Linked DNA regions of Homo sapiens: region 2 is linked to region 1. The links are chromatin contacts, found by Hi-C or POLR2A ChIA-PET in ENCODE. All regions are on one chromosome and are shown on one strand. Each heading gives the region's core, a stretch centred on a gene start or an enhancer-like site at or near the end of the contact. The rest is flanking DNA. Distances are from core to core; before and after follow the strand shown.

Region 1 (5,178 bases), core at 2,221-4,720:
GAAATATATTTATGTATGTATTTCTAGCTAAAGAAATATATAGTATAACATTCTCATTCTATGAAGAAATAGGCTATTTCCTTTTGTGCTACATATAATTAGTTTTCTTTTTTTTTTTTTTTTTTTTTGAGATGGAGTCTTGCTCTGTCACCCAGGCTGCAGTGCAGTGGTGCGATGTCGGCTCACTGCAAGCTCCGCCTCCCAGGTTCACGCCATTCTCCTGCCTCAGCCTCCCGAGTAGCTGGGACTACAGGTGCTCACCACCTCGCCTGGCTAATTTTTTGTATTTTTAGTAGAGACGGGGTTTCACCGTGTTAGCCAGGATGGTCTTGATCTCCTGACCTCGTGATCCGCCCGCCTCGGCCTCCCAAAGTCCTGGGATTACAGGCGTGAGCCACCGTGCCCGGCCATATAATTAGTTTTCGAAGAAGAATAATAACTCTATATGTTTACTATTTTTATTTTTTTAATTTAATTTTTTTTTATTTGAGACGGAGTCTTGCTCAGTTGCCCAGACTGGAGTGCAGTGGCACAATCTCGGCTCACCACAACCTCCACCTCCTGGGTTCTAGCGATTCTCCTGCTTCAGCCTCCTGAGTAGCTGGGATTACAGGCGTGCACCACCACACCCAGCTAATTCTTGTATTTTTAGTAGAGATGGGGTTTCACCATGTTGGCCAGACTGGTCTCGAACTGCTGACCTTGTGATCCACCTGCCTTGGCCTCTCAAAGTGCTGGGATTACAGGCGTGAGCCACCGCACTCGGCCTATTTTATTATTTTTTATTTTATTTTTGGAGAGCAATGGCACAATTTCGGCTCACTGAAATCTCGACCTCCCGAATTCAGGCGATTCCCTTGCCTCCCGGAGTAGCTGGGACTACAAGCGCCCACCACCACGCTCGGCTAATTTTTGTATTTTTATTAGAGACAGGGTTTCACCATGAGGGCCAGGCTGGTCTTGAACTCCTGACCTCAAGTGATCTGCCAGTCTCGGCCTCCCAAAGTGCTGGGAATACAGGCTGTGAGCCACTGCGCCTGGCCTGAATTTTTATTTTTTTTTTTTGAGATGGAGTCTTGCTCTGTCGCCCTGGCTGGAGTTCAGTGGCAGGATCCCAGCTCACTGCAACCTCCGCCTCCTGGGTTCAAGCAATTCTCCTGCCTCAGTCTCCTGAGTAGCTGGGATTACAGGCATGCGCCACCACACCCAGCTAATTTTTTGTATTTTTGGTAGAGACGGGTTTCACCATGTTGGCCAGGCTGGTCTCGAACTCCTGACTTCAAGTGATCTGCCTGCCTCAGCCTCTCAAAGTGCTGGGATTATAGGCATGAGCCGCTGTGCCTGGCTGAATATTTTTACATAGGAAAACAAAAGAGAGAGAAAAAGAAAGACAATCTCAATGCTTTTCTCAGAAAGAACAGGAAGCCTCAAGGAGGAAGTAGGTGACAGTTTATTTTTCAACAAGCACACGTTATCAAGTGAATGAAATTCCTCTGGAAGCTATAAAATTGAAGATTGGAGGATGGCAGTGTTCAGATAGCATGAAAGGTTGCTCACTATTTAGGAATTTTTTTCAAAGCTAAGTTATTAATGAAAGCCAATTATTTGCACTTTTCCAGAAGGAAACACTGAGTCATTCATGAAATGATCTAAGATTTTGAAACTTGCTTACACCATTTTTTTCCCCTCCTCCTTTCTTACCTGTGCCAAAAACAGAAAAGCCAACTACTCACTGGGGCCTAAATCCAGGGAGCCTGCACCAAATTAGCTCAAGACTGGAGTAATTTAACAGACTCGTGATGCCCCGAAGGCTTAGGTCCTACCAGGATGGTAAACTCTGAAGTGCCTCCATTGCCCCCGCAGGGTGCAGAGCACAGGGGCCTGGTCCCCACCTCTGGAGGGCCTGTGATTAACTGGTTCTGGCTCAGTAATTATTTAGCCATATCCCTGGACTGCCTCCAAGTTTCAAGTCGAACAGCAAAAGGGCGTGGGCCCGCAGATAGGCAGAACCGTGCTCCTAGGAGGCATTACTTATTTACAGCCAGATCCCTACGGAATTTGGCCAGAGATGGGATACAGATGAGAATGTGTTTGGCTAGGAAATACTGACTTCTTGATGCATTTATGGAAAGTTTGTGAGCTTAGGCCAGTAAACCATGTCAAAAACACAGTCAACAAATGTTTGTTTCAGGAATAAACTGTGAGTGAGGTGGTTTTAACCTAGGGACAGCTTCATTCTGTTTCTTTCCTGGTGAGACTATTTCTAGGTACTTTTTAAAAAACGTACGTTGAGGCAAATTCACTAAGAGTCAAACCACTGAAGTTTCTGGTTAGGCCATCAGTGGAAGCTGCTTATTTCATCTTCACAAACAACTGTAAGTCCATGTAGATAAATAATGTAGACAAGGAAACAATGTTTTGATCCAAACAATACAGAAAAGCTTGGAATTGTGCCTCCTTAACGTAACACCTTATGTTTGCATTGTTCTGTTAAAAGGATTTTACAGATACATTATCTTAAAATGACACTGCAAGGTACAGAGGGGAAGTTGAATGTCCCATTTCACAGATTAGACAACGGTGGCTCAGAGAGACCATGACCTTCCGAAGGTCACAAAATTAGTACATTGCAAAGTCCATGCTTAAATCCAGGGCCCCTGGCAAGAGTGCTGAGCTTGCCCCTTACAAACCGGATCTGAATGTTCCCTTCTGTATACCAGGACTCTGTGAGCTTATGTCCTTTGGTTTTGCATTAAACCTGAGCTTTTAGCTCCTAGAATTCACAAGGAATATTCAAGTCTATTTCCACTCCCTACCTTGAAGCTCCTGGTCTGTTTTCACAACAGGGGATGTGCCTGTTTGAGAAGGAAGTGGTCTAGAGTCTGGTATTAGTGTAAAATGGCTTCCTCTTTTTCTCCTTGAATTTATTCTGGTAGTATTTTATCCCAATACTCCTCCCCCGCAGCAAAAAAATCCCAAATTCTGCAACACAATTGAGGAACTTAAAAAAAAAAGAAAAGAAAAACCTTTCTCATCCACTAAGATGTTACTAATGATCACCAGTGATTTTTAATTCCCTTTGTATATGTGTGTATTTTTCAGCTTTTTTTTTAAACAATGATATAGGGTGGGGTTTTCTAACATTTAGGGAAAAAATTATTTTTAAAAAATCTCATTATTTTTGTGTAATTCACATGGTGTAATTCACACAATGGGTGGTTATTACTAACACCAGTAGGAAAAAATATCACAGGAGCTTCATGACAAATCCTTAGGCAGGGTTTAGGTCTCACTAATTTAGAATATGCCTGGTAAGCACTGGTTAAAAATTGATGATCCCGGGAAGTCTTTCTCAAACGATTTTTGTAAAATACCTAGGAGACCTTGAACTGTCTGTTACGGAGGTTTCCAATCCTGAGGAGAAGGACGGAGGGTGGCGTTCACGAGGGATACTGCCTATTACTCAGCTTAAAGTCCCCTTGGCTCTGCCCTCCTCCTCCTCCTCGTGCTGCGAGCTGGGAGGAGTCAGCGTTTTCTCTCCCTAACTGGCATTTTCACTAGGCAGAATACTTGTCTTTTGTGAACGTTTTCATTTTCAAGACATATAAAAGAAAACTTTGTTCTTTAGTAAGTGATTTTCTCCCCCGACAGGGAGAGGGTTACAAATCCCTCCCTCTCCAGCGGAGTTTTCTTATCTCTTATTTACAGAGCAGTAGCCATTTTGGGGAGGGGGAAAAGTTGTCAGCAACTCACGTCCTAATAATGGCAGATATTTTTCTTAAGCCCTCACCATGTCCCAAGCACTCTCCCAAGAGTTTTACATGTATTAACTCAGTTAATCCTTCCTAGAGCCTTATGGTATACGTGCTATTAGGATCCCGATTTTACAGAGGAAGAGACTGAGGAACAGAAATGTAAACTAACCTGCCAAGATCACACAGAGGCTGGGATTAGCTCTCTGACCTCTGTCCCAGAGGCAGAATTTTTTTCTAATCTCACGAGTATAGGTGAAAGTCAGAGTCTCATTACAGATTGAGACTGAACAGAAAGTTGGAATCCATTGAAAAAGAGGTGTGTGACATTGATCAAGGCCAGCACTTTTATTTTTGCCCATTTATACTTCCTTAAAAATCTATGAGCCAACTCTGTTGTTACAACACAAACATGCAGTGGTTCCCTAGCCAGGTCAGGTCAGCTAGAAAATACAACATACGCTCTTGAACAACTAGATTTATTTCAACCCAATTTTCAATGTTTATATAATTCAATTGTAAAATGTTAAAACTTGGAGGATTTTATTCACCAGCTGAAGGACTCATAGTTACTATCTTTAAAAACAGCAGTGAATAAGCAAACTATAAACTAACAAAAAAACCAAGCACAACAAAACAAACAGCAAATTAGGTTTAATCATAATGCTTGGGAGAATATGTATTTGGCTTAATTATATTTTCTTCTTTTTTTTTTTTTTTTTGAGATGGAGTTTCGCTCTTGTTGCCCAGGCTGGAGTGCAATGGCACGATCTCAGCTCACTGCAATCTCCGCCTCCTGGATTCAAGCGATTCTCCTGTCTCAGCCTCATAAGTAGCTGGGATTGGCCGGGTGCAGTGGCTCACACCTGTAATCCCAGCACTTTGGGAGGCCGAGGCAGGTGGATCACGAGGTCAGGAGTTCAAAACCAGGCTGGCCAAGAAGGTGAAACCCCGTCTCTACTAAAAATACAAAAAATTAGCCGAGTGCAGTGGCAGGCACCTGTAATCCCAGTACTCGGGAGGCTGAGGCAGGAGAATCGCTTGAACTCGGAGGGCGGAGGTTGCAGTGAGCTGAGCTCGCGCCACTGCACTCCAGCCTGGCGACAGTGTGAGACTCCATCTCAAATTAAAAAAAAAAAAAGAAAAGTAGCTGGGATTACAGGTGCCCGCCACCATGCCCGGCTAATTTTTGCATTTTTAGTAGACACAGGGTTTCATCATATTGGTCAGGCTGGTCTCAAACTCCTGACCTCAGGTGATCCACCTGCCTCCGCCTCTCAAAGTGCTGGGATTTCAGGCGTGAGCCACCGCGCCCGGCCAATTATATTTTCTAGTTACTCAGCTATCTACAAATAAAGGTTTTGTTTCATCTTTACATATTTTAAATATGTCTTACTATATATTTATATGTATACATAAATATTTC
Region 2 (5,151 bases), core at 681-3,180, 180 kb after region 1:
ACAACTGCAAACAAATCTATGAACTCACATCAAGGTCATGGAGCCAAACCCTATGGCAAGCAAGGTGGCTTAGGTGTGCTCCACAGTCTGTCAAGGAACGCTGGGATGTGGCAGTTGTATTAAAGACAGGGTTAAGAATGTCACACCTGCAGGCACAGAGAGATTTTTTTGTGCTCATTTCTTTGGTTGAACTCAGAGGATCTGCAAATCAGGGCAGTTGGTCAAGTGATCTGGAATCAAGTCCAGACTCTATTGTTTACCATTTGTGAGGCTCTGGACAGGTTATTTTTTCTTTCTGGGCCTTACTCTTCTCATGCATCAATGGGAATAACAATGTTTACCCCCAGAGCGTTATTATTAAGTATGATAATATTTTTATTTTTATTTTGAGACAGGTTCTCACTCTGTCGCCCAGGCTGGAGTGTAGTGGCAGTGGTGTGATTATGGCTCATTGAGCCTCAACCTGCTGGACTCAAGTGATTCTCCTCAGCCTCCTGCGTAGGTGGGACTACACGTGTGTACCTCCACACCTGGCTGAAGTTTTTAAATTTTTGGTAGACATGGGGATCTTACTGTGTTGCCCAGGCTGATCTCAATCTCCTGAGCTCAGCGATCCTTCTGCCTCAGCCTCCCAAAGTCCTGGGGTTACAAGTGTGAGCCACCAAGCCTGGGCTATTAATATATAAGTATAAGGATTAAGTGAACTGATATATAATCACCCCTTCAGTAACTCCCCTCCCACTTAAAATAAAATCCAAGAAACCAGGATGTCTGGTCATTCTAACTCTAGATTACTTTGGACTTCAAAGCTCCTATGCAATAATGATGCCTGAAACCTAGAAGAAAAGGACCAGAATTCCAGAGGGTCCAAACTTACTTTCTGAATTCTGCCAAGGAGAAACAATATCCTATACACAGCTTGGCAGCTAAGGGAGAAGGCAGCCATGGTCCTTATCAACAGTGACCATCTATAGGATCATCTAAATTGGGACGCTCGTATGGATACAACAGATACTATTAATAATCACACGGGGACCGCAAGCATTAACCAGGACAGTCCTGGGCAAATTGGGCTGCAGGCTCACCCCAGTGTATCTATTTGCAGAATCTGGAGGGCGGGCCTCCTCAGCAAGCCTCTGGCGCATGTTTGAACTGCTCTTAAGCTGTTAAGCACTAAGCGCTGTCATCAAAGTGTTTTTCTGATAAGAAGCTCGAAGTCCACTGAGAAGAATCCAGTTGAGATAAATGGGCTCTCTACTCTGTGTCCATGTTACGGTTTTCAAGGTTCAATAGTTACCTGCCTAGGGTCTCCTCTGTAAGTCACCAATAACCCAGTTTGATTGTATTAAAAGCGCTGGAGTTTCTTAGGTCAAAAAGAACTGGCATAACTGATGTAGAAATAGCAGTTATTATTTTCCCAGCAGCTCTTCCACTCCAGGCACTGTTCTGAGTCATTTCAGCATCGTGATCTTTCTTGGAGGTGGTCGTTGTTAGACCCATTTTACGAGCGAGGACACTCAGGCTCAGAGTAAATAAGGAACTTGTCCGAGGTCACACAGCCTATAAGGGGCAGGCCTAAGAATCTGAATCTGGGGAGGTCTGACAGCAGGTCCTGGGCTCTTTATCTGTGTGGCCTCTTTCTTGTGTGGCGGTCTTTGATCTGCATCTCCTGGAGCCCTTGGGTTAATTGATCTGTCCATAGGAATCCTTAACCAGGTGTCCACGGACTCCCAAGCAGTCCTGGGATAGAATTTATGATACATTGATTAACAAACAGACAAACAAACAAAAACACATATATACTCTAATCTGCATTTTCTCATTTTTCCCCTTTCTTTCTTTTTTTTTTTTTTGTTTGAGACAGAGTCTCGCTCTGTCGTCCATGCTGGAGTGTAGTGGCGCGATCCTGACTCACTGCAACCTCTGCCTGCCAGGCTCAAGCGATTCTTGTACCTCAGCCTCCTGAGTAGCTGGGACTACAGGCGTGTGCTGCCACGCCCAGCTGATTTTTGTATTTTAAGTAGAGACAGGGTTATGCCATGTTGGCCAGGCTCGTTTCGAACTCCTGACCTCGTGATCTGCCCACCTTGGCCTCCCAAAGTGCTGGGATTACGGTCGTGAGCCACCACGCCCGGCCTATTTTCCACCTTTTGAATATAGGCAAACCACAGCAGAATTAGCAGTCCTTGAGACTTTGTTGCCAGTGGAAACCAGATATTTTCATCTTACACCAGAGTTACAAATAATAGGAAGTATCCTCTATAGTTATTGCTATCTCAAAATTACAGTTGTTAGAATCTGCACTGCATCTTGTCACTTAATGTGTTAATAAAAATGCACACATATTACCATATTATACATTTGTTTTAACATTTTTAGGGGAACTGCATTTTAATGTAATTGGATTTCTTTGCAAGCCTGTGCATTTTTTTGTCCTGAGAACGGGATCACAGGCTTCCTCAGACAACCAACAGGGTCCACGGTACAAAAAGATGGAACTACTGCAAAGAGTTGACGAATGGGCCAGTTAGTAAACAAATCATTCACTCTTTATGTGCAAAATTTTATCTAATTTCTCCATAACATCACCAAAACTTGCACATGTAAGTAGAGAAAGCCTTAATGGAAATTTCTCATTCATTTATTTCTTTTCTTTCTTTTTTTTTTTTTGAGACGGAGTCTCTGTTGCCCAGGATGGGGTGCAGTGGTGCGATCTCAGCTCACGGTAACCTCCACCTCCTGGACTCAAGCGATTCTCCTGCCTCAGCCTCCCGAGTAGCTAGGACCATAGGCACATGCCACCGTGTGTGGCTAATTTTTATATTTTTAGTAGAGACAGGGTTTTGCCACGTTGGCCAGGCTGGTCTCGAACTCCTGACCTCAGGTGAGCCACCCTCCTTGGCCTCCCAAAGTGCTGGGATTACAGGTGTGAGCCACCATGCCCAGCCCATTTATTTCTTAAATGGATGTTAATTGGGCACCTCCTGGGTACCAGGCCCTGTGAATGGCATGGGAGATACAGGAGGGGACAGGACAAACATAGATGAAAGCCCCAGCTTTCGTGGAGCTGACATGATAAGCGGTCAAAGCAACAATCAAACAATAATCGTACATAGAATTAGCTAACCCAAGTGTGACGAGCTGTGGCAGAATGCACTGAGAATTCTTTAACCAAGTACTGCTTGGCCAAGATCTGAAAGATGATCAAGTGCCAACAGGCAGAGAGTTTAGGCAGAGCAGCCCAGGCTCAGCACCAAGGAGCTGAAGCCAGTTCTCTTAGGCCAACCAGAGCCAACTGTTAAATTTTCAGGAATTTTGTGACCTGATTGTTAAACATAGCCATTATTAAAATGGTTATATAAACTTACAATTAAATAAATTATATTGAAAATAAATATCTCTAGCATGGCTCTAGAGATCTTAACAGGTGGATACTGCTGTATTCTTTTTTTTGAGACGGAGCCTCGCTGTCCCCCAGGCTGGAGTGCGGTGGCGCGATCTCGGCTCACTGCAAGCTCCACCTCCCAGGTTCACACCATTCTCCTGCCTCAGCCTCCTGAGTAGCTGGGACTACAGGCACCCGCCACCAAGCCCGGCTAATTTTTTGTTTTTTAGTAGAGACGGGGTTTCACCGTGTTAGCCAGGATGGTCTTGATCTCCTGATCTCGTGATCCACCCGTCTCGACCTCTCAAGAGACTGCTGTATTCTTATACCGTGCAAGGATAATGGAACCCTCCCTCCCTCCCTCCCTCCCTTCATTCCTTCCTTCCTTCCTTTTTTTTTTTTTTTTTCTGAGGCGGGGTCTTACTCTGTTGCCCAGGCTGGAGTGCAGTGGCTCAATCTTAGCTCACTGCAGCCTTGAACTCCTGGAATCAAGCAATTCTCTCATGTCAGTCTCCTGGGTAGTTGGAACTACAGGCGCATGTCACCATGTCCAGTTAATTTTTAAACTTTTGTAGAGATGTGATCTCACTGTATTGCCAGGGCTGGTCTCAAACTCCTGGCCTCAAACAATCCTCCTGCATTGGCTTCCCAAATTACTGGTATTACAGGTGTGAGCCACCACACCCAATCTCCCATACATTCTATCCAATTGTATCTTGAACACCACTCATTTCAGCAGTGAACATTATTTCTAGTATCCTTTCCAGCAAACCCTCTGGTGCAGGGTCCTATAATATCTGAAAGACTTAAGCAACTGTCACTGCCTGGTGGGTTCCTGATTACCATACTTTAAATACTGACTAATTCACTCTGGGTTGCAAATTCAAGTTCATTAATACACATTTCCTCCTGCTTCACATTATTTACTCTGGAGACTTTTTTTTTTTTTTTTTTTTTGAGACAGAGTCTCACCCTGTCACCCAGGCTGAAGTGGAGTGGTGGGATCATGGCTCACGGCAGTCTTGAACTCCAGGGCTCAAGTGATCCTCCACCTGAGCCTCCCAAGAACCGGGACTACAGGTGCATGCCACCTATGCCAGGCTAATTTTTATTTATTTATTTTTTTGAGGCGGAGTCTCGCTTTGTTGCCCAGGCTGGAGTGTAGTGGCATAATCTCGGCTCACTGCAACCTCTGCCTCCTGGGTTCAAGTGATTCTCTTGCCTCAGCCTCCTGAGTAGATGGGATTACAGGTGTGTGCCACCACACCTGGCTAATTTTTGTATTTTTAGTTGAGACGGGGTTTCACCATGTTGGTCAGGCTGGTCTCGAACTCCTGACCTTGTGATCTGCCCACCTCGGACTCCCAAAGTGCTGGGATTACAGTCGTGAGCCACCATGCCTGGCCTTATCAGGCTAATTTTTAAAGTTGTTTTTGGAGAGACAAAGTCTCCCTATGTTTCCCAGGCTGGTCTTGAACTTCTGGGCTCAAGTGATTTGCCTGCCTCAGCCTCCCAAAGTGCTGGAATTATAGGCATGAGCCACTGCTCCTGGTCATGTTATTTACTCTGAAGTACTCTTATAGTAAACAACAACACATATGAGATCATAATGTCTAACATCACCAGTTTATCCCGAATTTTGTTGCATTTCACTATTTCTTCTGTTCAGCATCAAATGTAGAAGGTGGGTTGTGTTTTGGGTTCCTATCATTCAAAATTTCTGTACCGTTAAACCCTACAATTACACATAGTGGAATGAGACGTTG

The links. A loop is a pair of places that touch in the nucleus more often than their neighbours do. ChIA-PET counts read pairs that join two places held with the same protein, here RNA polymerase II (POLR2A). Pooled maps may share reads with other maps.
Region 2: a loop to region 1 is called in a map of Caco-2, with 4 times the contacts of the local background. The contact joins two enhancer-like sites. A Hi-C loop is called at or near these places in 1 of 168 maps with a recorded cell type or tissue (Caco-2) and 2 of 50 pooled maps. POLR2A ChIA-PET finds 5 or more read pairs at or near these places in 9 of 52 experiments (AG04450, BJ, H1 and 5 more).

The regions. Positions count from the first base shown.
Region 1 is chr20:53,620,046-53,625,223 of GRCh38, forward strand. The region is part of intron 2 of LOC105372672 (a long non-coding RNA gene); the gene reads left to right. Among named protein-coding and RNA genes, the nearest start is that of ZNF217, 29 kb to the left of the region's middle. RefSeq lists an enhancer at 1,500-2,264. Within about 2 kb of position 3,471, at least 39 of the 41 ENCODE cell types and tissues checked have a DNase peak (open chromatin) inside an H3K27ac peak, as active enhancers do; they include PC-3, where a contact is called at or near this core.
Region 2 is chr20:53,799,846-53,804,996 of GRCh38, forward strand. No RefSeq gene overlaps it. Among named protein-coding and RNA genes, the nearest start is that of BCAS1-AS1, 110 kb to the right of the region's middle. RefSeq lists an enhancer at 1,451-1,952. Within about 2 kb of position 1,931, at least 3 of the 41 ENCODE cell types and tissues checked have a DNase peak (open chromatin) inside an H3K27ac peak, as active enhancers do; they include PC-3, where a contact is called at or near this core.